Linked DNA regions of Mus musculus: all the other regions are linked to region 1. The links are chromatin loops, found by intact Hi-C in ENCODE. Cell type or tissue: left cerebral cortex. All regions are shown on one strand. Each heading gives the region's core, and the rest is flanking DNA. Links, peaks and the distances in the headings are about the cores only. Region 1 has its middle 28 kb from the start of Efcab14. Region 2 holds the start of Cyp4b1 (cytochrome P450, family 4, subfamily b, polypeptide 1). Region 3 has its middle 4.2 kb from the start of Gm52676. Region 4 overlaps Cyp4x1 (cytochrome P450, family 4, subfamily x, polypeptide 1).

Region 1 (7,733 bases), core at 1,041-6,040:
GCGTTGGGGAGAGACAGTAATGGTCTTGCTGCCACAGATGGAAACTTTAAATATTGTTCCCTGATTCTCTCTCTCTGCTTTAAAAATTTAAAAATATTTTACGAGTGTATTTTTCATTATATTTAGTGTTGAGTTTAATATAGACAATTTCTTCCAAGTATATAATGTGCTTTGACTATATCCATACCTCTTCTGTTCTTTCCTTTTAGTCTTCCCAGTCTCTGATAGTCTCCCCCTTCTTCTAATCTCCTTTCTGCTTTCACATCATATATACATATGGTTTTATGTGTCTATAGGAGCTACAAATAAGAAAGACATATCTGTCATTTTTTGTGTGTTGAACTTAATTTGCTTAATATGATGATTTCCAGGTGGATCCATGTTTCAGCAAATGACATAATTTCATTCTTCTTCATGACTGAATAAAGTGCCATTGTTTATTTATAAAACATTTATCCATTCATCTGCTGATGGACACATTAGCTATTATGAATGGTGCTTCAATAAACATAGCTATGTGGGTCTCTGTAGTGGGCTGATTTATAGTTCTCTCAGTGTAGACCCAGCAGTGGTCTAGCTAGGTCATATGGTGTTCTGTTTTCAGGTTTAGATTTCCATAGTGACTGGAGCACTTACAATCCTATCATCAGTATAGAAGGCTGGCCTTTCCCCCACATTCTTGCCAGTGTTTGTTTTCTTAACGATTCTGACAGAGGTGAGAAAGAACTTTAATGTAGTTTTAACTTGCCTTCCCCTGATTGCTAAAAATGTTGAACACCCTTTTTTCATGTCTATTGGCCATTAGCGCTTTATCCTTTGAGAATTGTCTGTTGATTTCAATAGCCCATGTATTGACTGGATTATTTGAACTTTGATGTTTTTTCTTCTTTTTTGGTTCTTTACATTTTCTTTTTTTCTTTTTTTTTTTTTTGCCCATTTCTTTTTTTTTTCCATTTTTTATTAGGTATTTAGCTCATTTACATTTCCAATGCTATACCAAAAGTCCCCCATATCCACCCACCCCCACTCCCCTGCCCACCCACTCCCCCTTTTTGGCCCTGGTGTTCCCCTGTACTGGGGCATATAAAGTTTGCAAGTCCAATGGGCCTCTCTTTCCAGTGATGGCCGACTAGGCCATCTTTTGATATATATGCAGCTAGAGTCAAGAGCTCCGGGGTACTGGTTAGTTCATAATGTTGTTCCACCTATAGGGTTGCAGATCCCTTTAGCTCCTTGGCTACTTTCTCTAGCTTCTCCATTGGGAGCCCTATGATCCATCCATTAGCTGACTGTGAGCATCCACTTCTGTGTTTGCTAGGCCCCGGCATAGTCTCACAAGAGACAGCTACATCTGGGTCCTTTCAATAAAATCTTGCTAGTGTATGCAATGGTGTCAGCGTTTGGATGCTGATTATGGGGTGGATCCCTGGATATGGCAGTCTCTACATGTTCTTTACAGTTTCTAGATATTAATCTTTAATCCTCATCAAAGTTCCAATAACATCCTTTACAAAATAGAAAAAAAAATTCTAGGATTCGTATAAAAATCACAAAAAGACTCTTAATAACCCAAGCAATTGTGAGCAAAAAGAACAATGCTGGCTGGAGCCATAACTGATTCCAAACTATATTACAGAGTCATAGTTATAAAACCAGCATGGTGGTGGTTAAGAAACAGGGTCAGTGGACTAGAACCCAAAGATTAAAATTAAATCCGCACAGCTATAAACACATAATTAAAAAAAAAGATTTATTTATTATTATATCTAAGTACACTGTAGCTATCTTCAGACGCACCAGAAGAGGGCATCAGATCTCATTACAGATGGCTGTGAGCCACCATGTGGTTGCTGGGATTCAAATTCAGGACCTTCAGAAGAGCAGTCAGTGCTCTTAGCCACTGAGCCATTGTGGAGAGCCGTGAGCAATCGCCATTACAAGATGGTGCTGGCCTCCACTGTGCCTAACTGGTAAACAAGTAATGTGCGCAGGTGCAAGAGTAAATTCATGCCAAGTCACTGCCCACCCCGGGGCGTAGTAGTGGGGTGATGAGTGAGCAGCTAATCAGGAGCTGACACGTCACACGGAGGGGTATATAAGCAGCACCATTTTCCGGGTTTGGGGTCTTCCTTCAGATGAAGCAATAAAGCTTTGCTGTAGAAGAATCCGGTTGTCCGAGTGAATTCTTGCCGGCGAGATACTAGCTTGGGACAAGCCATCTCTCCAGCCCCAACACATAATTTTTAGAAGAGTAATTTTCCTTTATTTTTGAGAAATTTTATACACACACACATACATATATATGAAACATGGTAATATCCACCTCCCACTTTCCCCATCCAACTTCCCTCAAACCCCTCAACACACTTGCCTCCTAACCTCTTTTTTTTTTTTTTTTAATCTACTAAGCCTCAGTTGCTGCTGTGCACATTGTGTTTGGATGTTGGGGTGTGGGACAGACAATGGAGCATGGGAAATCTGTTAGTAGCACATATTGTAAACAAGGAAAAGAAGAAAGAGTGATTCTCTCTCCCCAGATGTAGCAAGTGTCAAGAGCTCCTCAGAAGGATGTGGCCTGGAGACCACCCTGCCTCCATCTAGTCTGGATTTTTTTAGCCATGTAATTTTGATGAAGACTTCAGAAACATATATTGAAGAAAAGATAGTGTCTTCAATGTAGTGGAAATGCTGGGAAAATGGAATATTCAGTGTATATGTTACTTTTTGTTGCTGTGATAAAACTTATGGCTGGACGTTACTTAAAGGAGAAAGAATTTATTCAGCTTCTGGTTCCAGAGGAAGAGTCAATAATGGCAGGGGAGGCAGGGGAGGCAGGGCAGCACACAGCCAATGCAGGAAGCTGAGAGATCACATCCATCTCCATCCATATATAGGAAGCAGAGAGTGAGCTGGAAGTAAGGTGATGCCATAGCTCTGAAAGCCCACCCCAACGGCATACTTCCTGCAGCAAAGTTTCTTGTCCCAAAGATTCCGTAACCTCCCAAAGTAGCACCACCCACAGGGACCATATATTTAAATATGTGAGCCTATGAGTGAAAGTTCTCATTCAAACCACTGCTCATTCATAGAAAAACAAAGTGTCTCTGCCTCTCACCTTGCTCCAAAATCAATTCAAAATGGCCTAATGTCAGCCCCCAAACTATGAAACCATTAAAGGAACGTATAGGGGAAATACTCCAAGATACATGCATAGACAAAGACGTTCCTCTTCCCCTGGAGAGGGACTACTGAAGTGCAGGGCCAACTTCTCAGATCCTCCTTGGGGTTTTGGATGCCCAACATCAAAGTGCTTGACCACAAAGCACTTGAGGTTAGCTTAGGAAAGTGTCCCAAAGGCATGGCCATTTGGGATTCACGGCAATTCTGAAATATGGTAGGGATTGTCACTCCATTCTTACAGCTAAGCAGATAGGCTCAGAGAGGCGAAGGGCTGCATGTACCTTCACACGGCCGCTGGATAGCTGAGATTGTTTGTGCTACACCACATCTACCTCCTTGGGGGATTTGGTAGCCAGCAGAGAGGCCAGACTTTGGCCTCGAGAGGCCAGACTTTGGCCTCTCTCCCTCCCCTCCGCCCCCCTCCCTCGCTCTCGCTCTCCCTCCCTCGCTCTTTTGCTCTCTTTCTCTCCCCCGTCCCGCCCCCAGTGGAGCTACCTCCTTTGGCCAGCAGAGGGAAGCACTGAAACATAGAAACATCTAGCTTAGCAGCTTGGTTTAGGATCCTCTCCCGACCAGAACTTCTGCAGAGTTTTAGGCAGATAACAAACGACAGACATTTACTGAACACAGTGTATCCAAGTCATAACTACATGTATTGCTTTAACCTTAAACAACTTTGCCTGACAGGGATACCCATCTCCATTTCCCAGATGGAATCTGTTTCAGAGACTGTCCGGTGGCCTTGGAGCTGGTATATGGTTTGCCTGGAATTTTGACCCAGGTTTTCTGGCTCTTGAGGATTAGTGCTTCCTCACAGTAGTCTCAGAACAAATGTTGGTGACTTAGTGGCATAGACTATGTCTGAAGCCTGAGAGCTGCAGCCTTCACTTCTTTAGATCAGAAACTGTAATTCTTTCATATCTTTACTTTCTAAAATTTTCACGACCCAGTGCGTTTCATCAATGTTGATTACAGGGCCATGGCTGAAGGATTGTTTACAGGCACAATCTGTACCTTATCTGTAACTAAAGGAAATATCTCTCCCTCATCAACTGAGACTACATGTAAGTCCTCAGGAAGGAAGCGTGCTTCCTTCTCCCTTCGATGGGAAGGGGGCGAAGGACCTAATCGTATGCAGATGTTGTGTAGGCGGTCGCAGCTGCTGTAAGATCATGAGCAGAACTCAGCATTCCACACGGATCCTTCACTTACTACATTTTTCTTCTGCATTGTTCCCTGATCCTTGGTTGGGTGGGTAGGACTGATATCCGTGTCTCACTCTTGACTGGATACTCATTCACTTGTAGCTTGTTATTTGCTGACAGCAGCACTCCTCCACCGACATTAACTTAGTTATGGAGAAGCAGATCTGTTTAGCAAAACAATAACAGTTGCTTCCCTGGTAGGTCACGTGACTTCCGCAGCCCAGGCCTTTTGACAGGATTTATAATCTCATAGTTCAGGAATTTTGTTTTGTGTCTGCTTTTAGATCTTATCATATTTGTGACTTTTAAACACATTATTTTTATTGAGAACAATTTATGCAACATAGTCTGATCATGCTCTTCCTTCCTCCAACTCTTCCCAGATCCTCCCCACCTCCCCATCTAACTCCAGGCCCCTCTCTCTCTCTTTCAAACAAACAAAATCAACAACGCCAAAATAAGAAAAACAAGAAATACAACACAAAAACATACATCACCACAAAAACATAGAAACAAAAACCAAAATATACATGCCAAAGGCCAATGTTAAAAAAATGCAAAATGAGGCAAAAACATCTACAAAGATACTGTTGAGTTTGATTTGTGTTGCTATCTACTACCGGGCTAGGGGCCTCCTCTGAAGTGTGGTTACTATAACCAGTGAGACTCCACTGGAGAAAACTGATTTTTTTTTTCCTTTGCCATCAAGTATCAGTTGCAGATAATCTTCTTGATTAGGCTTGGGATCCTAATCTGCTTCCCTCTCATGGTGTTGGGACCCTGCTTGCCTTGAACTTTTGCAGGCAGGCCCTGTGTGGGCTGCCATAGTGTCTGAGTTCATATGTGTGTCAATCTTGTTATGTCTAGAAGATGCTGTTTCCTGGAGCCACCCTTTATCTCTGGCTCTTACAGTCTTTCTTTTTCTGCATAGAATGTTGAGCCCTTAAAGAAGAATTTGATGAAGATATCCTGTTTATGTGAGTGCTCCAAAGTCTGTCACTCTTAGAGACTTAATCTTGACAGGAATCCCACTCAGAAGTAGAAGCTCTTAGGGAGGCCAGCCTATGTTTCCCCACAATCTATTCCCGGCAGTTTTCTCTGGCTTCCTTCATTTTCTTGGCCAAAAGTTTAATGTATTCTGCAGCTTCCTCCTTGCTTGTCTTAGTGCCCCCCCTCTCTCTGTTTCTCTCCCATTTTTGTTGTTGTTTTAAGACAGGATTTCTCTGCGTAGCTCTGGCTATCCTGGAACTCACTTTGTAAACCAGGCTGGCCTAGAACTCACAGAGATCCACTTGCCTCTGCCTCCTGAGTGCTGGGATTAAAGGCATGGGCCATTACCACCTGGCTTCTTAATGCACATTTCGTCAGAGCAACACATTAGCATTTGTGTTGTAGGATACTCTGAATCTTGGGTGCTTCGGTCCATGTTTTTTTTTTTTTTTTTTAAAAAATGTTTCTTGTTTAAGGGCTCTTTGAATACATATTGGTGGGCATCATCTTCTATAGAGAGGTTGAAAAGATTTCAGATTTTGCTAGCTCCTCTGATCTCCAGCTGCTGAGATACAGTAGTACCTGTCAGTCCAGAGATATAATAAATATTCTTCTCTCTGTCTCTGTTTCTCTGTCTCTGTCTCTCTCCGTCTCTCTCTGTCCCTCTGTCTGTCTGTCTGTCTGTCTGTCTGTCTCTCTCTCTCTCTCTCTCTCTCACACACACACACACACACACACACACACACACACACCAAGTTGAAAACATTCAATCTGGCATCTACCAATAGACTTGTGCATCCTTTCTCCAGCTCTCATTGGTCTACAACAATTCTCTTTACTCACCAGCAGGTACCCTCTGCTGTGCATCAAGACACCTCTGCTTCATGGGAAACACTTGTATGTCCTTTCTACTGATTCAGACCATACAACCCTGTCACTCTTCACCCCAGAAATTGGCAGCTTCTTCTGTGCTGTGCACTTCCTATACAAAGTGCAAAGTTTGCTTTTCATTATCCACCTCCATGTGTTTCTGACAGATGTTTAGTTTAGGATTTTGATTACTGGGAAACCATTCCCCCCCCCCCCCCCCCCCAGTATGCCTGGCAGAGCTCCAGCCAGTTTCTAAGTTAGTTCTAGAGAATATCCCAAGTCTGCAAAGTTGCCTGCCTGGTCCTGCTGGGATAAACTCTGGAGCTAATACATGTTCGCAGATTTAAAGCAAGTGTGTATGCACAAGTAGAAACTAAAGGCTGCAGAGTTGGATGCTCTGGGATGATCAGTCATGACACCTGGGCAGAGAGTCATTGTCTAAGTGGTAGCAGTCAAGCAAACTGACATTCATGGCCAGGTTTCCTCAAGTCCTGTTGCTCTGAAGTCACTGTGCCCTTTGGTTCTCAAGAATGACCATCTGGGATCTGTTTCAGTGTATGGTCGAAGAAAACCAGTCCTATCCTCCCACCTCTATCTTTTTTCTTTTCCAATTTTTAATTAGATATTTTCGTCATTTACATTTCAAATGCTATCCCGAAAGTACCCTATACCCTCCCCCCCCTCCTGCTCCCCTACCCACCTACTCCCACTTCTTGGCCCTGGTGTTCCCCTGTACTGGGGCATATAAAGTTTGCAAGAACAAGGGGCCTCTTTTCTCAGTGATGGCCGACTAGGCCATCTTCTGCTACATATGCAGCTAGAGACATGAGCTCTGGGGATACTGGTTAGTTCATATTGTTGTTCCACCTATAGGGTTGCAGACCCCTTCAGCTCCTTGGATACTTTCTCTAGCTCTTCCATTAGGGGCCCTTGTGTTCCAACCAATAGATGACTGTGAGCATCCACTTCTGTATTAGCCAGGCACTGGCATAGCCTCACATGAAAGAGCTATATCAGGGTCCTTTTAGCAAAATCTTGCTGGCATGTGCAATAGTATCTGAGTTTGGTGGCTGATTATGGGATGGATCCCCGGGTGGGGTAGTCTCTGGATGGTCCATCCTTTCGTCTTAACTCCAAACTTTGTCTCTGTAACTCCTTCCATGGGTATTTTGTTCCCTATTCTAAGGAGGAATGAAGTATCCATGCATTGGTCTTCCTTCTTCTTGATTTTCTTGTGTTTTGCAAATTGTATCTTGGGTATTCTAAGTTTCTGGGCTAATATCCACTTATCAGTGAGTGCATATCAAGTGATTTCTTTTGTGATTGGGTTACCTCACTCAGGATGATATCCTCCAGATGCACCCATTGGTTTTTTGGCCTCTTTTTACCAAGAGTTGAGATCCAGGCTAGAGCGATGGCTCAGAGGGTAAGAGCACTGGCTATGCTTCCAGAGGACCTGGCTTCAATTCTTGGCATTCACACTATAGC
Region 2 (7,733 bases), core at 1,337-6,336, 63 kb after region 1:
GCAGCTCGTGGGTGGCAATATGATTTCTAGAGGCAGCAGGGATTATGGAAGTCATTTTAGGAAACTTAACCCAGAATAGGAGCCATTTTTCATCTCTGATATCTTGTTACTCAGACTCAGGGTGCTAGAGTGGTTGGGCAGGGTGTCTGGGGACAGGGCGTGTGCAAGCATCACTAAAGGCAGCAGCAGCGTAGGCAGCTCCACACCACAGGCTGCAGACCAAGTGGCCACTGAAATCTTTAGTTCCGTTTCTCTCTACCAATGTAGCCCGCTCTATTCTGCCATCTTTTTTTTTTTTTTTTAAATTTGAGCCTATATTTGAAATCAGTGGTGTTACTGAAAATATAAATACAGGTGGAATCTAAAGTAGTTATGATACAACGGGCAAAAATTCTCAATACTGAAGTTAAGTATGGCAAATTTATGAAAAGTAGCAATCATGAAAAATAGATTGGATTTGAAGCCTAAGAATCTGCATCTGTAAAATTAGTTTTCTTAATTTTTTTTTATATTCCCAGATCTCTTATGAAATAATCCAGGCTTGACGGTGCACACCTGTCCTAGCTCTGGGGAGGCAGAAACAGAATAACCCTGGATTTGCTGCCTAGGTAGTCTAGCAAAACAAGTGAGCTCCAGGTTCAGGAGAGACTTTGTCTAAAAAAAAAGGATGGAAAGCAATGGTGGAAAACATTGAACATTAACCTCTGCTAGCTACACACACACACACACACACACACACACACACACACACCACACCACACCACATACCACACACACCACACCACACACACACACACACACACACACACACACACACACACACACACCACACACACCACACACACCACACCACACACACCACACCACACACACACACACACACACACACACACCACACACACCACACACACCACACCACACACACCACACCACACACACACCACACACACACACACACACCACATACACCACACCACACACACACCACACACACACCACACCACACACACACCACACACACACCACACCACACACACACCACACCACACACACCACACACATACCACACCACACCACACCACACAAAACATGATCATGTTGTGAGTGGCCGTTGACCCTGTTGTCTCCACTTCTACATCACAGTGCAGCTTTTTGAGGTTGTTTCATGAATATGGTTGTCACCCCACTGTGTGCCTTTCTGTTCTGTGCAAAGCAAGGGAAAGGCACACTTGGTCTCTGGAATGTGACAGATTGAAAGCATTTGAAAGAAAAAAGTGCACACAGTCAAGAAGAGTGTCAATCAAGGCTAGAATCGATATTTTTAGGAGAGAAAGGCACTGGAGGGGGGCTTCCTTGAGAAGAAGAGCTACTGGATAAAGGCAGTGGCTTTCCCTGAGTTTATAGCCTTAGTCTTTCTCTGACAAGTGACAATTCTAGATTTGCAAATGTCCTTTTTGAGGCTCTATAAAGGGGCCTCCAGTGTTCCTGCAGGCCTGAGTCATAATAGTTTCTTAGTCAAGTGCCACTGGATAAGGAATACTTTAAACCTGGGATTTGGGCCAATGGCATGTTGGGAAACATTTAATAGCTGGTTTCCTAGGGGAGAAAGCCATGGCAATATTTGCAATTTCTGTGATGTTAATGTTCCTACAATGGTCAGTTCCTAGCTGCTAGTGTGATGTCATTGAACTGAAAGTTGAGAGAAGATGTGTAATCTGCCATTGAGTCCCAGTTGCATACCATTACAGCATACTACTGGATGGTGGCTTATCTCCAAACTTCTTTCCACAGCAACTGTTTTCTATGGTAGCCTGGAGAGCTAGGTTAATCCCAGTGGATGGAAGCTTCAGAGAAGCTCCCTTAGTTCCTCCCTCAAACACATCCTTTATCACACTTCCTGGGGGTCAGCATGCTGATATACAAATTCACTCTAAAAATGTGAAAACTCAGCAGAGAGCTTATCATGTTCCCTAATTCTCTGACCTGGGTGAACTGCATTTTCATTGGGATGGATATGGATTTTCAGAAGTGGGCTAAACCAACGAAGAAGGAGCTTTCAGAGTTCCTTTCATCATATTATCTCTTGTTTCTCGGCCTGTGGGTGGGTCTGTTATGCTATCCTCCAGGTCTCCTCTGCCAGAAGGGACTACAAAGCCAGGTTGGCAACTCACCATTTTCTGAGTCAGGACCTGCTGCTGGAGTTCCAAGCCCATCTGTGTGCTGGTTTGGCCCTGTCACCTCTGTACAATACTCAGTCTTTGTTTTTCTGTCACTGCTGAAAATCTAACTCCCACAGATTGACCCTCCTTTAGGTCCTCACTACCTCCTTTCTGATTTGGATGACTATGGGGCACACCAGTAGGAGGCTGGAAAGTGGAAAAAGAAAGAGCTTGGGGCACAGTTCCCTTTGCCAATGTTATATCTAGCAAATGCAGGTCCAACCAGTTTGTGGGAACAGTGTTCTTGTCCCTTCACGAAAGAGTATTGACGGGATTCTTGTTGTTAATTTACGCATGCCATGCCAGATCATGTTTCATGCTTTGCGACCCCATCTACCTTTCTGAAAGGAGGCTTAAATCAAAGACCTTTACCCAAACATTGGTGGTAAATGTGCTCTGTGGTTGCCATGAATGGTAAAATTCTCTTTTGGAGGGAGAAACAGCAGGCATTTCCTGGCAAGGTGGGTCCTTCAACAGAAAACCCTTGGCTGTGGCATTTCAGAGCAATCACAGCCTTTCTGGGAAACTGAGTATTTCTCTACTCATCACTGGGCCTGAGTGGTTCTATCGATTCCAAAGGGATCTGATGATTAATCCTTATCATCTTGAAAGTATATTCTACATTCCTGTCCAGATTGTTCTATGCTTTTGGGTATAGTTCATTTTCCTCCTATCCTTCTGGGGAATCTCTCAAAAAGGGGACATGGAACATTATAAAACAGGCAAAAGTACCATTTCTGTCATGGGTCCACATCAAGGGGACAGTGGAAGCTGTCTAATGAGAAAGCACAGATGATCTTATCTGGAACACAGATAAAGGATGAGGACCTATGACCTCTTTGGGGAGTTTAAGTGAGATAGTGTGTATAAAGTCCCTTGAACATACACGATAAAACAGAAAGGCAGTTGTTATTCTAATGATCACACAGAGAACTGCTCCCTGTTCTCTGCTCCAAGAGACCAAGGTGGGATGTTCATGATCTGGTTTCTGTTAGGTCTGGTTTCTATGAAGCTACATTTTGAATCATACTCTGTCCTTTGGTGCCTATGAGCTTTGAGGCAGCTATCTCCGCCCTATGGCACTCGGCCCAGTTTAAGCTGCTGCTAGCTGTTGGGTGTGGCAAAGGAGGTGGGGACTGGCTCAGTGCCCGTATCCAGAGTATAAGACAATCCAGAGGGGGGCATCTGGAGGCAGTTGGAGCCTGGGTCCTGCGAGTTTAGCCATGGCGCTCAGCTTTCTCTCTCCAAGCCTTTCCCGCCTCGGCCTGTGGGCTTCTGTAGTGATCCTGATGGTAACCGTCCTGAAGCTCCTCAGCCTGCTGTTTCGGAGGCAGAAGCTGGCCAGGGCTTTGGACAGCTTCCCAGGGCCCCCCAAGCACTGGCTTTTTGGTCATGCCCTTGAGGTATGTGGGGATATGGGAGATGCCCTTGAGGTATGTGGGGATATGGGAGATGCCCTTGAGGTATGTGGGGATATGGGAGATGCCCTTGAGGTATGTGGGGATATGGGAGATGCCCTTGAGGTATGTGGGGATATGGGAGATGCCCTTGAGGTATGTGGGGATATGGGAGATGCCCTTGAGGTATGTGGGGATATGGGGGAGTTGGGGAAGGGAGGTCATCAATTTAGACAAGAGGCTGAGGCCTGGAACCACGGCTCCTAGTCAGCTTTCCCACCCCTGACTTTCAAGCTGGCTTCAGAAGCAACACAACATTTCAAAGTGGCAGCTTAAGAAAGCCTGAGATGCGTTCCATTCATTCATTCATTCATTTATTTATTTATTTATTTATTTATTTATTTATTTATTTATTTATTTGGTTTTTCGGTTTTTTTGAGACAGGGTTTCTCTGTGTAGCCCTGGCTGTCCTGGAACTCACTTTGTAGACCAGGCTGGCCTCGAACTCAGAAATCCGCCTGCCTCTGCCTCCCGAGTGCTGGGATTAAAGGCATGCGCGCCACCACGTCAGGCCCATTATTTTGAGGAACAGAATGCAAGTCGGTGTGGAGGCTTGTTGATAGATCACACCCGGGAGAAATTACATCCTCAAAGTTTGACCCGACAACTAGGCAGTCACGAAGTGTCCTGCTCTATGCAGTGTAAAGATTGCTGGTGACCAAGAGGACGTTCAAAGTAAAAACAGAGGAAAGTGCTGTCTTCTGATGCATCCCAGCGTGTCTGAGAGGTTGGTACCCCCAAAGCTGGGAGGTACCTTTTCTCTTTCCTTTGTCTGGCTGAGGAACTCTGGCGGTTCCCCAGGTTCAGGTCCTGGTTGGGTCTCCTGTTAAGGCAGCTCAGGAGGGGTTCACCTTAGCATCCAGTCTCAGGAACTCCTCTTGTCTTGGGGATCCAGACCTTCTAAACACAAGATAAGGGTTTAGAGTCAGGCAGGAGAAACAGATCCTCCACACACCTCCCCAAACATCTGGAGACTAACATTTTAGATTGGAACTAGGACCCCGAGACTAAGTCTTCTGGTGTGCTTTGAGCTACAGGCAGGTTTGGGAGCCCAGGCATGGATGTCATGGATGAAGTCTCAAAAGCGGGTGTCATTCTTTCTACCTTTTTCTTCTTCCATCTGGGGAATTGACACTGGAAATGAACTTGGTCTCTAATCTGATTTTTGCTCCTTACAGATAACTTGTTGGGGATAACCTATGAACTTACCTGTACCATTGAACACTATGGGTGGGAGGAGGATGTCTTGGGTGACACTAGAGCATTCTCTGCTCCCAGGAGGATGAAGGTGCTTCCCCAGGGGTCCACTTCTGCTCCATTCTTTTAATTTTAGCATCTTACAGCTTTTCTACTAGTTTGAGACTTTTGGAGAGTGGCGGACTTGGTCTGATTTATTCTCATGCCCTCAGGATACAGCACAAAACTTGGGTTAGTACAGGCATGCCTGAATGAATGAACGCAAAAGGCTAGATTGTAGGGAGAGAGGTCCACAGAAGATGGAGAATGGTGGGGAAGGGGGGGTGAGGGATCAGGATGACTTGGGAGGGTCTCTGCCAAGTGTGGAAGGGTGAGGTCACATTCTAAAAGAGCATGAGAGGCATTTGGGAGGACTTTTAATTCCCCTTTCTCTGTGCCCCCTTTGTGCTTACCTGCCTTTCTCAGGATTGGGGAAGTTAGTCCTCAAGCAATGGGCTTTAATAGCATATAGTCCATTCTCTCACAACTCCATGCCAGAGCTGTCTGCTCTCTTCTTCCCAGGTGTTCTATTCTATCTTGAAAGTACACAGAGAGCCTGGAACACAGCCTAGCTTCAGCTTCTTCATGCCAGTATAACTATCTGAAGGGCATTGGCTTGATACCAGGAGGCCATGCCAAGATTGGAGTGGGAAGCTGATCTTGAGGGCTATAAAAGTTTCCTAGGGAACCAACCACAGGCACAGTGCCATTGCATTCCTCCAGGACTTGGTACCTCTGCATGGTTGGATTCACACCTCAACCTGAGAATGTGAAGGGCAGGATGTGGATTTGTTTCCCTAGTGTGAGAAAAGATGGGGAAGTTGAGATTCAAAGGGGTTAAGGTGTCCACTTAAGGACACATATTGGTTCAGGATTCAAGTCAAAGCTGAACTAGGGACTCCTCATGCATTCTGGGCCCTAATTGTCTTGTAAGTGGTAGGAAGAGTACTTTAAAGGGTCAGGATGACTGACACTAGACACACAAGAACACCAAGGGATAGCCCGCGCAGAAGGAGAGCTACTAAGGTGATCCCCACAAGACTTCCCTGAGTGGCCTCAGAGGGCACTACACAGACCCATAGGAAGGGTTCCTGGCAGGTGCCATTCAGTTCAGGGACCGAGAGATCTTGTTAAGAATCTGGACAGTCCAAAAATAACTGAACTGAGAAGGAGTTTAGGTATCATACTGGAGATACCTGAGCTCTTGTTTTGGGACCTAGCATGTTGTGGAAGAGGAGTCCCTGTCTTCTACCCCCAGTTGTTGGTGTTTCTAACCATTCACCTCTGTCTCATCTGTAGATGATCGTGTGTGTGTGTGTGTGTGTGTGTGTGTGTGTGTGTGTGTGTGTGTGTGTAAACCAGATATTGGGTGTCTTCTATGGCTCTCTACCTTACATATTCATTTTTGAGAAGATTAGAAAACTCACTTAATTTTATTTATATGGGTTTTTTTCTTCATATACACCTGTGTATCACATGTGAGTCTGGTGCTCACAGAGGCCAGAAGAGGGTCTCAGGGACCCTGGACCTTGCAAATGGTTGTGAGCCACTATGTGGGTGATGGGAACAGAACCTAGATCCTCTGCAAGAGCAGGCAGTACTTTTAACTGCAGAGCCAACAATCCAGTCTCTTAGAAAGATTTTTAAGAATTAAACTGCCTAAGTGTGTGTTGGTGTGTATGTGGGTGTAGTGTGGGGATGTGCACATGTGAGTGTAAGTGCTGTCAGAGTTTAGAAAAGGGTGTCAAATTCCCAGGAGTTAGATTGCAGGAGGTTATAGGCAGACCCCTGTGGGTGCTGGGAGCTGTGTCTTTCACAAGAGCGGTATAGCTCTTAACCGCTGATCAGTGTTTCAATATTTATTGGTTATTTTGTTTATTTACATTTCTAATGTTGTCCCCCCTCCCAGTTTTCGCCCCTGAAAACCCTCCACTCCACTCCCTCCTCCTGCCTCCATGAGGGTGCTTCCCACCCCACTCCTGTCCCTGTGCCCTACACAGTGGCATCAAGCCTTCTCAGGACCCAGGGCTTCCCCTCCTTTTGATGCCAGACAAGGCCATCCTCTGCCACATATACAGCTGGAGCCATGGGTATTCTTTGGTGGTTTAGTTCCTGGGAGTTCGGGGGGGGGGGGGGGAAGGGTCTGGTTGGTTGATATTCTTGTTCCTCCCATGGGGTTGCAAACCCCTTTGGTTCCTTCACTCCTTCCCCTAACTCCTCCATTGGGGTTCCCATGTTCACTCCTATGAATATCTCACTTTTTTAGAGAAGATCTCTTACTAAACCTGGAGCTCTCCATTTTGGAAACACTGGCAGGTCAGCAAGCCCCTCCCTCCATCTTTCTATCTCACCCTTGGCTTACAGATTCTAGGCAGGTCAGCAAGCCCCTTCCTTCATCTTTCTATCTCACCCTTGGCTTACAGATGCTAACCACCATGTCTGTCTTTTAAATAGAGGGCTGGAGTTCAAACTCAGGTCTTCATGCCTGGGGAGCAAGTCCTTCTCCCTACTGAGCCTTCTCCCCACGCAGATACATTTTATCCTCAAGCAGTCCCCAAGAGCACTGTAGCTGCCTCACACTGGAGAAGCTGGGAATTTGCTCCTTGGACACTGTCCAACTGATCTTTAGATCCATTAGGGAATGGCCTGAGTGGATTTGTTGACAGGAAGGAAGCTCAGTCACGATTTCTGGTTGGCTCAATCATGTGAGATAGTTCCGTTGGCCTTTGAATGCACTGTTCCCACTTATGAAAGGTCATGGTTCAATTAAGCTTCATTGATGTCCCATTCTGATCTGATTCCCGAAGTGTAACTTACTCAG
Region 3 (7,733 bases), core at 1,155-6,154, 230 kb after region 1:
AGTAACTAACCAATATCTGATTGGATTAAAGGCCTACACCATGAGATATAACATATTCCCAACAATACTCAGTAGCCAAGAACCTAAGACAAGATCGACCAGGACCCAGGGGAAAACAAAATACTACTGTTCTATTACAGGAATATGGGCATAAAACAACTTCTGCTGGCATTCTGCTATATTTATAAGTCGGTACCTTGCTCAGATATCATCAGAGAAGCTTCCTTTTATAGTAGATGGGAAAAATACAGAGACCACCCTCCCAGCTACACAGTGTGTAGAGAGTAAGAACTTGGAGCACTTACCTCTAAAAGATGTCTTCATCAAATCCTTCCCCTCAGGGCTCTTGGCGCCCTGAAGAAGAGGAGGTGGAAAGACTATAAAATTCAGAGGGGATGGTGGATAGCAAGAAACAAGATATTCTAAACATACGAGGACTGACATGCACATGAACACAGACACTGTGGCAGCATGCCCAGGGCCTGCATGGATCTGCACCAGATGGAGTCTAAGTAATGAGAGGGGAAGTGGACATAAGCCCTATTCCTAACCCAGAAGCTATTTGCAATTGATAACTTCTCACAAAATTAGTTCTCTTCAATAGAGTCTCACTGGAGATACAAACCATGCTTATGGGCAAGCCCCAAGCCAGCAGTAGATGGCCAACAGAAAACAAACTCAATGGCATCTTTTGAGGTTCTTGGTCTCATCATGTTTATTGGGGCATTTCTTTTAATCTTACAGGTGTTACCATAATACGGTTTCCGGTTCTGTGTTTTTGCAGGATTTCTGTGTGTATGAGGGTGTGTGTTTCTCTATTTATATGTATTTCTCATGCTTTTTCTTTGACTCTTTTTCTTCTGTTTGTTTCGTTTTATTCCAGTTTGTTTGTTTTTGGTTTATGTTATTTGATTTTTATTCTTTAGATGCCTGTTTGTCTTCTAATGAGAGACAGGAAGAATGTGGGTTCAGTTGGGAGAGGAGGTGGGGTGGACCTTAGAGGTTTAAAGGAAAAGAAAACATAATCAGAATGTATTGTATGAAAAAAAATCTATTTCTAATAAAATAAAGAAGGAGAGGGAGAAGAGGAGAAAGATGAAAAAAGAGAAGAGGAAGGGAAGAGAAAAATGAGAAGGAGGAGGAGAAGGAGGAAGAGGAGTGCTTTGAAGGCTCAATTGAGCCATTTGTCAAATAGTTTGACTCTGTGATTATTGTCTGTCTTCTCTGACAATGACTTGCACAAATACCTTTTCACACTGGATAGGGCACTGACAACAATCAGAAAGGATTTCAGTCATGCTCAGCTCAGCAAAACAGTGAGTTTATTGGGATTACTTACAAAAATGTAACAAGGGATGACTTACTGGGCATGGGTGACCCAAAGTTAGCTGCATCACCAAAAAGTCTACCCCAAGTGGGTGATGACTAATGAAAGCTGTAGCGTTGGAACTTGACTTTTAGGCAGGTCATTTGGTCTGTTTCTTCTTCCTCCTAATAGTGCCACTCCCTGGGCCAAACAAATCCAAACCACCACATTACACTCTGTGGCCTCCACAGGCTTGTCTGAACACCAGTCTATGGGAGCTATACCTAAACATCTAGTTCCAGCTTGCACAGTCTTGGGGAAGGCCCTTGTGAACCACTGGAAGTTTCAGGAGCTTCACGGAACTTTTTTTTTTTAAGGTTTTCTGCTCTTTACTAAATAAAGATTCCCTTCACAGAAACCAGCCCAGAGCTCACTGCTGTTCAAGCAGAAGGGAACAGGCACCAGGGGAAGGGGAAGCACTCACTCCCCTTCAGCAAGAGCAGGGCAGGATACAGAATGCAATCTGCAAATGTCTAGAGTCTGCTCCCTCCACTCCCCAGGCAGGCAGGGCTGCAGGAGGTGCCTGCCTTCTCCCAACACAGCCAGTCGGGCAGCTGGTCACACACAGCCTTTTCTCTTCTAAGGCTTATCACAGAATGAGCTGGGTTCACGGCTGCTGAAAATCCTCATGGCCTCATGATGACAACGCTGGGCTCCTCTTCCTCCTATGTTTCAGATGCCTCTTCAGAGCTGCTGGCATGCAGTTCCTGGCCCTGACAGGGTTCTTCCTTCTGTTTCTTCTGCTCAAGTTTCATCTTCTTTGCCAGTAACTTCTCTTTTAACTTCTGGCGCTTTTTCCGGTGCTTTGCAATCTGCTCCTCTGCAGCAATTTTACTCTTTTCTAGTCTCTTCTGAAACTCTGCACTCAGTTTTTGCTTCTCAGCCATGGCATCCATGTAGTCCTGCCGCTGGTACTCTCTCCACCGTAGGTGCCTATACATCTCGGATGAATTCTGGAGGGGCTCGAGGAGCCTATTCATTCATTTTCTCTGGAACTGGAACTGCTTTGTCTGGGTTCTTCATGAGCCGCCCTAGCTTGAGCTTCTGCTCGTCTGCAGCTCTTTCTTGGGCCTGGGCAGTCTCACAGAAGTGGCAGCAGGACTCGCAATAGCAGCTTTCCTACTTCTTCACGAATGCTGCCAGCGGCCGCTCATCTTGATGACAACAGAAGCTTCATGGAACTTTTATGTTGTGTTTATTTTTATGCTATAAAGAATGTCTTAGGGTTTCCATTGCTGTGAAAAGACACAATGACCAAAGCAACTCTCATAAGAGATAACATTTAATTGGGGCTATCTTATAGGTTTAGAGGTTCAGTCTATTATTATAGCAGGAAGGGGCATCTAGGTAGGCAGGAGAAGAAGCTAAGAGTTCTACATCTTCATCCATAGGAAGCCAGGGACAGATTGGCTCCCAAGAGGCTAGGAGGAGGGTCTCAAAGCTTACTCCCACAATGACACACTTGTCCAACAAGGCCACAGCTACTCTAACATGACCATATCTCCTCAGAGTGCCACTCCCTGGGTCAAGCATATCCCAACCACCACAATGAAGTATTTCCATTCAGGAGAAATAACTATCTAATATGCTACTCTTTCCTCTGGCTCTTAATTTTTTTTCCTTCCATTCTTGCTCAATTCTCTGAGCCTAAGAGGGTATAATATAGATATTTAATTCCTTCTCTCCCACTTATGACTGATTATTAGGCCACATTACTCTAGCAACATTTAGTCTCAGGGCCTTGAGGCTATATTTCCTATTAAAGGAAAAAAAAAGCTACATCGAACCTGACAATAGCAGTAACCTATGGGGATAGGTGCAAATATTATAAGACAACATGAGAGGAGCAAAACAACAGCCGTGGTCTCCTCAGTTGGGACTTCATTCTTCCCAAAGTGCCAGATGTCTGTGTAGTGACACTTCTTTCCCAGATCCTCTGATTCATTCCAAGACTATGAAAATCAACCAGAAGTGAGAGAGATTCCAGCTCAATCCAGCCTTATTTTTCCAGAGTCTGTGGCCAAAGCACAGTGTTTTCAGCACTAAGGACCTTTCATCTAATTTTGACAGGCTTTTGAGGATGCTTTGAGACAAATGCACATGAATTTGAACTAGAAAGGCCGAATTCCCTCTCCAGAGACAATTTCTTGGTAAATTCAGTTTGTGACAATTCATCAACATAATATATCTGCAGAAGGCATTTGCTCCTCTATGATACAGAGGGAGATATAAAATAGTTCTTTTTTCCTAAAGGATCAGAGGAGACGGAGAAGGAACCCAGTGGTGTATGCTGGATAGGTTTGTGTTGAGTCCCGTGATGATAGGCTGGATCCAAAGCATTTGTCCTCTTTCTAACCTGCATAGCTTCATCCAGGTGCATCTGTTGGGCCATGCATTGGAATAGGATTGACAATAGACTGAAACCAGTTCCTCCGTTAGAGCTCTATCAGATACAAACACTTGATTTTGAAGGGTTATCTTCTTAAAATTTGTATCTTTAAACTTTATAATGTCAGGGTGTCGTACTCAGGATCACGGTGGATCAAACTAAGAAAAGTATATATCTTTACTTAAGTATTTAACTTGAGATCCACCCTGGCTACATTTGAGGGTGAGAACCAACTGTTTGGAAGCCTATATCCACATTAGTGTGTCTATAAGTGGAGCCAGACCACCTGGAAAGTTTAACAAGTGAGTGTGTTCCCTTCTACAAGAAGGTTAAATAAGAGGATATTATGATATTATGATTTGTATTTCCCACTAGCAGTCACGTTTTTATCCTTTAGTCTAACTTTAGGCAAGACTCAAGTAAAGAAATACATCAAACATGTTCTTTTTTAAAGTCTGGGTCAAACTCATAGGATCTGAGGGTGCTTTGTTGCCTCTTTATAAGAGAAAAGGATCATATTGGAACACCTCCAATGTTCCCTTTGTACCCGTCCCTGTCCCAAGAGCATCCTCTGGAACTCACTTTATCTTTTCTTTTCTCTCTCTCTTTCTTTCTTTCTTTCTTTCTTCCTTTCTTTCTTTCTTTCTTTCTTTCTTTCTCTCTCTCTCTCTCTCTCTCTCTCTCTCTTTATTTATTTATTTATTTATTTTATCTCATTAGTAACAATGGAAAGGAAGAAACCTTTTGGAACAGTTGCTCTTATTAATGGAGCCTTGAATCCTCTGTCTTACTTCCTCATTAGCAACTGTAAGGAAGGAGAGCCTTCTGACTATGTTCTTTTTTATTTTTAATACATATTTTATTTAATTTTTATTAGATATTTTCTTTATTTACATTTCAAATTTTATCCCCTTTCCTCATTTCCCCTTGGAGCCCCCCCCCCCATCTCATCCCCTCTCCCCCTGCTCACCAACCCACCCTCTCCTGCTTCCCTGTCCTGGCATTGGCCTACACTGGGGCATAGAGCCCTCACAAGACAAAGGGCCTCTCCTCTCATTGATGTCCCACAAGGCCATCCTCTGCTACTTATGCAGCTGGAGCCTTGAGTCCCTCCGTATGTACTCTTTGGCGGTTTAGTCCCTGGGAGCTCTGGGGGTACTGGTTGATTCATATTGCTGTTCCTCCTATGGGGCTGCAAACCCCTTCAACTCCTTGAGTTCTTCTTATCTATCTAACTCCATATGACCTTAATACCCTTTGACCTAGAAAGATTCTGCATTTTCCAGGTGAATCATAGTCTGTGTAGGACCTGTCATCCAAAACAAATAAAGACTGTAGCCATGAGCTTTTCTACCTGCCATCTTTGTTCCCAGAATAATAATTCTGAGACTTAATTATTTATGAATAACTATCTAGGCCACAAGCTTTGGCTTGTTCCCTGACTAGCTCATGACCCATCTCTTTATTCCAGTCTATTTCTGCCACATGGCTACTTACCTCTCTTCAGTTTCATGTGTCTCCTCCAAGCCCATGGTGAAATTTCCCTGCCTCTGACTATCTATCAGAGTTCCCATCTCTCTATTAGAACTCCCACCTTCTACTTTCTGCCTTTTGCTAAGGGCCATCAACTTTTAATTGACAGGGGATGCTTCCACACACTGCACAGGATTTTATCCTTACAAAAGACCACCAGTGTAGTATATATTGAGCCTAATGTGTCTGGGAAGCTTAAGGTAACTTCTAATAATTATATAAGCTAGGGAATATCTTGGCCTCTCTGTGTGTCAAGCTTCTCCTTTCTTCTTAAATGCTCTTTCTGATGCCCTCCCCTGCAAATTCATAATGTATCCATTCTTATTATGTCTCTCAATCTAGCTAGAAAGCAAACGTGATAGTTCACAAGGTGAATTTCCCATTTAAAGAGGAGCTAGAGAAAGTACCCAAGGAGCTAAAGAGATCTGCAACTCTGTAGGTGCAACATTATCAACTACCAGTATCCTGGAGCTCTTGACTCTAGCTGCATACATATCAAAAGATGGCCTAGTCGGCCATCACTGGAAAGAGAGGCCCACTGGACAGGCAAACTTTATATGCCCCAGTAGAGGGGAATGCCAGGGCCAAAAAAATGGGAATGGGTGGGTAGGGGAGAGGGGGGTGTGGGAAGCTTTTGGGATAGCATTGGAAATGTAATTGAGGAAAATATGTAATAAAAAAATTTAAAAAAAATAAAGAGGGCTACCAGTTGGGCTGCATAGCATAGGAGAGTCTCTGTGTAATTTACCACATGTAACTTATATTTAAATTCTTGCAGTATAGAGAATAGCAAACACAAAACACAAAAACATAAAAAGAAAACAAAGTTGGATGGAGATGGCCTTAGAATGCTCTTTTTCTTTAGCCTGTCTATATTATAGTAACCACAAAGTAAAAACATGTGTGGGAATCTTTTTGTGCACTGTGTAAAGGTTGTCTTCCTATTATTCAAATTTTTATTTCTGTACTGGCAGAGAGATGATTACTGTCTAGACTTTGGTATTGTTATTTTTAACGAATCATCATCTGCCTTAGTATTTTGTAAATATATATCCCCATCACCTTCTGATTAGTTTAAGAAAGATCTGATGACCAATGGCTGAGTCAGGAGAGGAAACACAGGATGTCTGGGCAGAGATGGGCTCAGTGGGAAGAATCAGGCACAAGAGGATTGAGCAAGTAGACACAGAGGTGGATGGGAGTGAACATGAGCAGAGAGGTAGACCAGGTCACTTGCTGGGATGTTGGAAGAATTAGTCAGGTTAGAACAGCTGGGGGGGGGGGGCAAGGGTAGCCCAAGTTGGAGGCCTAAGCATTTAAAATATATAAGAGTCTCTGTGCCTATATATAGATAATGACTCCATGAAAGTCAAAAATAGCAGCAGCAACAACAACAATAACAACAACAAAATTAAGAGCATCCAGGGAGCAAAATACAAGACAGAAAAGTGTGGAGCAAAGAAATCTTGCTGTGTGTTTGTGTGTATGTGTGTCTACATTCTATCTCAGAGAGAAGAGGCCTGAAAATTTAGATAGAACAAGCATCAAGACCCATGGAACCTGCAACAATCTCCAGCCTCCCACCCAAGCAGGCTGATTCCATCTCATCTGCCACATTTGTCCCCACTGGCAGAATCCAGTCTGGCAACTGGCATCCTATCTTTTGGTACCTTGGGATCTCTGTTCTTTTCCAAGACAGCCTGCTGCAAATTCACATGCAGTTTCCTGGGTCTAGCTATCTCAAATATGTCAGTGCCCCCTGGTGGCTGGTCAGTGTTGGAGACACACCCAAGTCTCCTAACTCAAGTAGCTCAGCTAGTTAACAGCAATGTTGGAAAAATTTGAGTCAGTCTACCAAACATAGCTACCATTCCAACCTTAAAATACTTCATATCCAAAATACATTATTCACCTTGTGAATTATTAATGTTAGATAATCTGTGTGATATATAATATTGCTCTTTGCATTCTTTTTTATTGAACACTAGGACCAGAAGCATACTGAATTGTTGTAGAACAGTTTCCCTCTTACATTATACTACACATTTAAACATGCTTAAATGTGTTTGTGTTTATTGCTATGTAATTGGAACATAATTATAATCACTTGGCTTGAAAATCATTATGCTAGTTTAGATGGAAAAACGTAGTCATTTTTATGTGAACTGCTGTGAACCTTTTAAGAATTCCTAAAGCTGGAGCCAGAGAAAAAACCAAGTGGCTGAAGGGGACTGAAGCCCCATAGAAGGAACATCAATATGAACTAAGCAGTACCCTCAGAGCTCCTTGGAACTATACCACCAATCAAAGAAAACACATGGTGGAACTAGTAGCTCTAGCTCTATTTGTAGCAGAAGATGGCCTAGTTGGTCATCAATGGGAGGAGAGGCTCTTGGTCCTGTGAAGGTTCTATGCCCCAGTATAGGAGAATGCCAGGACCAGGAA
Region 4 (7,733 bases), core at 1,346-6,345, 610 kb after region 1:
AGGCCCCAGCATAGTCTCACAAGAGACAGCTATATCAGGGTCCTTTCAGCAAAATCTTGCTACTGTGTGCAATGGTGTCAGCGTTTGGAAGCTGATTATGGGATGGATCCCCAGATATGGCAGTCTCTAGATGGTCCATCCTTTCGTCACAGCTCCAAACATTGTCTCTGTAACTCCTTTCCATGGGTGTTTTGTTCCCAATTCTAAGAAGGGGAAAAGTGTCCACACTTTGGTCTTCGTTCTTCTTGAGTTTCATGCCTTTAGCAAATTGTATCTTATATCTTGAGTATCCTAAGTTTCTGGGCTAATATCCACTTATCAGTGAGTACATATTTTGTGAGTTCCTTTGTGGTGGGGTTACCTCACTCAGGATGATGCCCTCCAGGTCCATCCAACTAGGTCCATGTCCTCCTTGTCCTATTAACCATCTTCCTTCCCCACCTTTGGTCTGTGGGGTATAAAGGAGGTTGAAGCATTAAGAATCTTTATTAGGGGCTGGTGAGATGGCTCAGTGGGTAAGAGCACCCGACTGCTCTTCCGAAGGTCCAGAGTTCAAATCCCAGCAACCACATGGTGGCTCACAACCACCCGAAATGAGATCTGATGCCCTCTTCTGGTGTGTCTGACGACAGCTACAGTGTACTTGCATATAATAAATAAATAAATCTTTAAAAAAAAAAAAAGAAAGAAAGGCTACACTCGGGGCTACACTGGGATCTTGAACACCTATGGTTGTCAATGACTGGTTAATAAAGACTTTCTGTTGGCTTAAAAAAAAAACAAAAAAAAAGAATCTTTATTAAAGTAGGCTTAATGAAAAATCTAAGCCTACACCTAGTGATGATTTTCTGTTTGTTTTTTATTGTTTTTGGAATTATACAAATAACAGGATTTGTATTGGATGAAAAACATTTCCAGCAATAGGAGGTGTTCATAAAATCCCACCTCACCAGGGCTACTGCCCTGACAGAGTCTACTGCTTTCTCTAAAAACAGAATTGTATGCATTCTTCCTGACTCTTTCCTGCATAAATAATGTGTGTGTGCACTCTTAGACATGTGATCATATTTGTATTCTTCTTGTTTTTCTCACATAATTAAAAAATTGCCCTAATCCACCTTATTATAAGGTTGAGATATGTGAGTGTTCTATGATTTGTTTCAAAATATTTCTATTACTGGATAAATTAAATTAGTTATAATTTTTAAATGTATTTATTGACTGTGTGTGTGTGTGTGTGTGTGTGTGTGTGTGTGTGTCTGTGTGTGTGTGTGTGTATGTGTGAGCACATGCATGCATGTGTACTCAGGTCCAGGTGTGTATTCACGTGTATGTAGAAGCATATAGAGGCCAGAGGCAAACCTCGAGTATCATTTTTCAGGTTTCATCTGCCATGCTTTTTCAGACAGGATCTCTTACTAGCCCAAAGCTCACCCAGTAGGTTTGGCTAGATGGCTACTGAGCCCCATGATCTGCCTGTCTTTACCGCCCCAGCTCTGGGATTACAAGCATGTACCACTCCCCACCCCCATGCCTCACTATTTCCACATGGGATCTGGGGATTAAACCCAAGTCCTCAGGTTTGCAAAGCAAGATTTTACCTATTGAGCTACCTACCTAGTCCCTATCTTTATGGAGACAACACTATCTTTATTTTTGTATGATGTTTTTTCTTAGTTATCCATATATTCTTCATATATTATGGATAATAAGTCTTGCTTATAACTTTTCTTTGTAATATTTCAGATTCTTTTACTCTTATTAACTTGTAGGTGTGGTTCTTTTACATATGAAATGCTTTGATTTTAATGATGTCAGATTTGTATACACACTTTTCTTTATGGTTTCTTGGTTTTGAATCTTGAATAAGAATGTCTAAATTTGGGGCTGGTGAGATGGCTCATTGGGTAAGAGCACCCGACTGCTCTTCCGAAGGTCCGAAGTTCAAATCCCAGCAACCACATGGTGGCTCACAACCACCCGTAATGAGATCTGATGCCCTCTTCTGGTGTGTCTGAAGACAGCTACAGTGTACTTACATATAATAAATAAATAAAATCTTTAAAAAAAAAAAAAAAAAAAAAAAGAATGTCTAAATTTGCCGAGCATGGTGGCGCACACCTTTAATCTCAGGAAGCAGAGGTAGGCGGATTTCTGAGTTCGAGGCCAGCCTGGTCTACAAAGTGAGTTCCAGGACAGCCAGGGCTATACAGAGAAACCCTGTCTCGAAAAACAAAACAAAACGAAAAGAATGTCTAAACTTACACTACTACAAAAATATTCTACTTACATTTCTGTTGCTAACTACTCTTATGAAGCCTAAATGGGAACTAAATTCATCACTCATTGGAACCTAATCAGAAATTAGATTGGTTTTTAAATATAGAGGAAGCCCTTTGAGGAGTTTTCAACTAGAGATAAAACTAGAGTGAACTGCACTTTTAAAAGGTTTTCTGGATGTAGTGATGCATACTTATAACCCCATCACTTGAAAGGCTAAAGCAAAAGAATCATAAGTTCAAGACCAGCCTGGACTACAGAGAAAAGGGGGTGTGGATGTGTGTCAAAAGAAAGAGACTGTGTGTGTGTGTGTGTGTGTGTGTGTGTGTGTGTGTGTGTGTGTGTGTGTGTGTGTGTAGGGAGAGAAAAGAGAGGGAGAGGCAGGGTTACATCTGTTGCATGGATAATGAACAAATTATTGATAGGATAGAGTGGGGCAGAAGGAGAAACCAGAAGAAATGTATGTACACAATCAGAATGCTAGGTCACAGATAAGAATAGATGCTGCATGCTTAGCTGTTGGAAAAGATACCATGGTCATGAAGGTGGTTTTCCTAGGACACGGCTCATCCATTGCTGACTCCTGAGATTTGACTTGTAGTTGAGAATTGTGTTCATTTTCTCCCCTGAATTAAAAGGAAAAAAAAGTAAAAAGTAGATGCTGCTTGCCAAGAGTGGTGGCAGTGGACTGTAGGAGAAATGAACATGGAAGTGACTTTGATGGCATTTAAAAGAGTAAAGAGAACTTGTGGATTGGCTGGATGTGTGAATAAAGAGGCAGAATCTAAGATTCGAGAAACTGACCACAGTCATTCTGTCCAATTACAGGAAGACTTCAGAGAACAATCCTCCTCTCACCAGCTGTCCATCAGTCCCTTTTCTGAAAATTTTAATTATGGGGATTATGGGGAAATCAGTCAAAGATGCTAATAAACATGGCAACCTATTGCAAGGAGGAGCCAAAAATTCCCTTCATCAAACAGAAAATCTACTATCTCAGAATTAATAAAAGCCATATCTTACTAATAGTATATGAAGAGGTAAAGAAATGTAGCCTCAAATACCAAATCTCCCTACAGATACAGCTGAGAGGCTCACATAACTGTAACATGCTTTTGCTTTCCTGTCGTCTCCTCTGTGCCCATATGCAAAGCTGCAGAAGCCCGGAGCTATGCATACCTGAGGAACAATCCCCTTGCTTCACTGTGTAATTGGTACTTAGCCAAGTAAGGCTAAGTAGGAGCTTCACTAATTACAGCAACTATGGCCATGAGTGCTTGAGTTAGTCCGTAACTTACAACAGTGAAGATCCCAGAGGCTTCTTTTAAAATCTAACCTGTAGCCTGGTGGAAAATTGGGTCGTTCTTGATTACTGAATTCTACAAGCTGTGATAGCATGTGATCAGCACTGCCCCAGATACTGGTTCTGTTTTAAAGGATCCGTCACAGTCAATACTCACATTACAATCTGTTTATAGCAGACATGACTCAGCATCCCTCCCACATCCTTTGTCGACTCCTACATAAATAGAATTCTTAGCTGGGCACATAGCTGCCCACTACAGAGTATATTCTCTGTCTCTGTCTCTGTCTGTCTCTGTCTCTGTCTCTCTCTGTCTCTCTCTGTCTCTCTCTGTCTCTCTCTGTCTCTCTCTGTCTCTCTCTGTCTCTCTCTCTCTCTCTCTCTCTCTCTCTCTCTCTCTCTCTCTCTGTGTGTGTGTGTTTCTTTTTTCTGTCTCTGTCCTTCTCCCTCTGTCTCTCTGTCTCTATCTCTGTCCCTCTGTGTCTGTCTGTCTCTGTGTGTCCGTGTCCCCCTTCCTTCTCTGCATGTGTGTGCACATGCAAGTGCCTGTATATGTGTAGGCCAAAGACCAACACTGAGAATCTTTTCCAATCACTCTCCAGCTTATTTTTTGAGACAGGATCTCTCATTGAGCCTGGAGCTTACCCATTCAGCTAAGCTACTCAGAAAGCCACACGGTTTGTCTAGTGCACAAGGCGCAGTGCCTAGCTTTTCACATGGATGCTAAAGATCCAAACTCAGCAGCAAGCACTTTACCAACTGAGTCGCCTCCCCAGTCTGATCTGTCAGTGAAACCCATCATGCTTTTAAATGTTGGGCAGAACTATGAACAGAAGTAATGTAGTCTATCTCAGGCTAACAGAAGTAATGTAGTCTATCTCAGGCTAACATCATCAAAAGGAAAGGTGTGTGCCCTCCACGTCCTATTTATTTCCTTATTGAAGACAGATGTGGTGACAGAACCTAGAGCCACTAACTTATATTACTACCTGAAAGTTGTGTGTTGAAGATGACAGAACAAGACAGACAGACAATGCATAGAGCAAAACACCCTCTAGCTCTAGGCCATCTGCCTCCTCAAGACTTCAGTGTGAGAGACAATAAATTGTCTTATTTAGACCTTACTGTTATAGGCCATTAGCTACATGAACAATGCTTTCCTTTACATCTCTCCAGATAATCAAGAGCTCTATGCTTTGCTTCAAAGCTTTCTAGATGTCCAACTATTTGTCAAAACTTTGTTGTTAAAATCAACTCCAGGAAAGAATGGGGTGACTTCCATATCCAAACAGCCACTCCCAAACCAGGACTGGCATAAGGGAACATAGACATCTTAAAGGAGCCACAGAGGCCTGAACAAAATACCATGACTTTTTCACATTGCTCTCCGCCCCCACCCAACACTGATGCTCAGTTTCTTTTTTTTTTTTTTTTTTTTTTGATGCTCAGTTTCTTAAGCACTGGTCTCAGTTTTGCCATGTGGATTAGCACACTCCATAAAACTGCAGACCATGTCATCTTTTACACTTTATCTTCTTTAAATCATGTATCTTTTAACAAAAATAAAGAAATCATGACTCCACCTCTTGGAATCTTGTGCACAAAAGCACAGAAACACACTTTATGATTAATGGCATTGGTCAATCTGAGAGCCCATGCCTAGACCTCACTGAAAGTCTTTCCCAACTTTAGTGAAAAATGGCCATAATTAGTAATGAACCCATTAGTTTGGGAATAGAGGTAAGTTATTTCACCCTTAGGCACGTCGGTCAACAAATGTGGAGCACTTCCACTATGCAGGCACTTCGCCTGCATTCCACTATGCTCGGCCCTCCAGGAATTCACAGGCCGGAGCTCGGTCCACCTGATGAATGTAGTATGCAAAGAGATGTCAGAGAACCTTCCTGGAGGTGGTGAGGCCCACAGAAGGAAAACCAGAAATCCTAAGCATAGTTGGCACAGCACTGAGGGGAGGGGAGGTGGGAAAAGCCTCATTGCTGTGTGGGAGAGAAGCCGCTGCCAAGGAAGAAAGCTGAAGCACGGTGTGGCCATCTAGTGGCCACTATAGGCATTGCAGACAAGACAGCTAAGCAAAACCTGGAGGGGCAGTTGTTAAAGTTCAGTAGCTGCAGGCTTTCTGAAGACAGGATAACTCTTTTTATTGATTGCCACAACCTCATAGAATGCATATTTATTTTGCTCTAGTTTGCATACTTTGGTACTGAGTACTTTAGTCAATAACTTGACCAGCATCACACTAATGTCAAATTGACAGATGAGATGTAGCCAGGAAAGATTGGCTCCAAACCCAAGTCCAGAAAAGATACCGGGCTACTCATGTCTTGAAGTGCTCAAGGGTCACCCGTTAGGTAAAGGGAACCCATCTCTGGGACAGAATAAAGAATGAATTTAAAGTCAAAACACCAAGGTTCAATGTCCTTAGCTGCCTGTGGCATTTTTCTTCCTCTAGAAGTGAACCATCATTGTGAATATCTAGCCATGTCCCTGAAGGTGCCCTACGTATACAGGGTATCTCTCAGATGCTGTGTCAAAAAGCACAGGTTTGGATTTGAGGACAGTCCCTTCTCATCCTCTTGCTCTAGTTGTCTAGCCCAAGAGATCTGACATACCTTCTCTAGCCTTTCCACCCCTTTCCTCACTCTCCCTGCACTCTGTGATTCTTTTCCCTGGTGCCAGCCCCAGCCTCACCATCCTTGTCCTGTACTACCAGCCCACTGCTGGAATAATCCAAAGGCCTGGTTATTTATTGATGGAGTTCACTATACACCTGTGCTGGCCTCAGTGATGTATAGCAGTTTTGCAGAGCCAGCTCTAGAATGACCACGACGTTGGAGGTGTGACTCTGGAAAGCAGCTGGGTCCTGCAAGATACACACCCACCAGCTAGGGTTGGGAATGGTGAGGCCCTCCAGCCTACCTCTTATCCATCTCCATATGTGACCCTGGACAGGTACTGCCCCTTACATGATGTCATATTAATCAAATAAGCTGTGATTCTAAAAAATCTGATTAGGTCTTGTATCTAATTCAGTTCATTATATAATGACAGAATCAATTTTTAAAACAACATGCTGTGCACTGTGTGCTGAGTGCTATTCTGGGTTTGATATGCTGTATGTATGTATGTATGTATGTATGTATGTATGTATTTTTTTGACATGGTCTCACTATGTAACCCTGGCTAACATGTAACTTACAGTCTTATTATGTGGATCAGGCTCAAACTCAGAGCTCTCCCTGCCTCTGTCTCCTGAAAGATGGGATCAAAGGTGTGTGCCACCAAAAGTCACGGGAGTGGCCAACTACTATCTAATTGGGTTTAAGATCCACTCCATAAGATGGACCCCAGGCCTGGCACTACTTGAGTGGCCAAGAATCTGGGAAAGGCCATGGGCCTAGAGGAAAACAGAACAGTACTGCTAAAGGGACATGGCGATATAGTGACCTTTAACAACATTCAGATACACTCACTCATAGATCAGGTACTGCTTAGCAATCATCAGAAAAGTTTCCTCCTGCAGTACATAGGGACTAACCCAGAGACCCACAACTGGACAATGTGCAGAAAACAAGAGACCTTGAAACAGTCCTAAGTGGGATGGCTTCATCTAATCCCTCTCCTCAGGGCTCAGGGTGCTATGGGTAAGAGCCAGTGTAAGAGCCAGAGTGGGAGGGACACCAAAGAAACAGTGTCTTACAAACACAACAAGACTGGTGCACATGTGACCTCACAAAGACTCTGGCAATGTGCATAGGATGCACGGGATGCATGGGATGCAGGGGATGCACGGGATGCAGGGGATACACAGGATGCACAGGATGCACGGGATTCAGGGGATTCAGGGGATGCACAGGATGCGCGGGATGCATGGAACGCACGGGATGTACAGGTACAAGCCAAATGTGGTCCTACTGCTGAGAGGAGAAATAGACATGAGCCCCATCCCTAACTCAGAATCTATCTCCAATTGACAACTGCTTGAAAAGGAAAGACCAGCTTTCTCCAATGGAGTCTCATTGAGTGTACAAACCACTCTTAAGGGAGGCCCCATGCCCAGCAGTAGACAGCCAATATAAAATTAACTCAGTGATACCTTTGGAGACGTTTTGTGTCAAAATGCTTTATCTGG

The links. Hi-C counts contacts between places; a loop is a spot of excess contacts. Peaks named below come from ENCODE experiments on the same cell type or tissue, not always from the same donor. Only the 100,000 strongest peaks of a DNase experiment are listed, where the experiment ranks them.
Region 2: it touches region 1 in a loop (2.6-fold over the local background); 7 of 42 quality-filtered maps call a loop at or near these places.
Region 3: a loop joins it to region 1, with 4 times the contacts of the local background. A loop is called at or near these places in 34 of 42 quality-filtered maps.
Region 4: a loop joins it to region 1, with 13 times the contacts of the local background. A loop is called at or near these places in 17 of 42 quality-filtered maps.

Annotation. Positions count from the first base shown.
Region 1 is chr4:115,705,966-115,713,698 of GRCm38, reverse strand. No RefSeq gene overlaps it. Among named protein-coding and RNA genes, the nearest start is that of Efcab14, 28 kb to the left of the region's middle. In left cerebral cortex, for the core only: CTCF peaks have their summits at 1,796 (motif pointing right), 3,484 and 3,689 (motif pointing right); DNase peaks (open chromatin) are centred at 3,698 and 4,323.
Region 2 is chr4:115,643,397-115,651,129 of GRCm38, reverse strand. It overlaps Cyp4b1 (cytochrome P450, family 4, subfamily b, polypeptide 1), which reads left to right and starts at 3,409. Exons shown (of 12, transcript NM_007823.3): 1 at 3,409-3,622. The coding sequence starts at 3,443. In left cerebral cortex, for the core only: no CTCF peak of the experiment used is centred there; no DNase peak of the experiment used is centred there.
Region 3 is chr4:115,475,542-115,483,274 of GRCm38, reverse strand. It overlaps the pseudogene Gm12833. Among named protein-coding and RNA genes, the nearest start is that of Gm52676, 4.2 kb to the left of the region's middle. In left cerebral cortex, for the core only: no CTCF peak of the experiment used is centred there; DNase peaks (open chromatin) are centred at 2,110 and 3,446.
Region 4 is chr4:115,099,710-115,107,442 of GRCm38, reverse strand. It overlaps Cyp4x1 (cytochrome P450, family 4, subfamily x, polypeptide 1), which reads left to right. Exons shown (of 12, transcript NM_001003947.2): 12 at 1-1,120. Among named protein-coding and RNA genes, the nearest start is that of Pdzk1ip1, 15 kb to the right of the region's middle. In left cerebral cortex, for the core only: a CTCF peak has its summit at 5,640 (motif pointing left); DNase peaks (open chromatin) are centred at 3,733, 4,271 and 5,593; H3K27ac peaks cover 313 bases.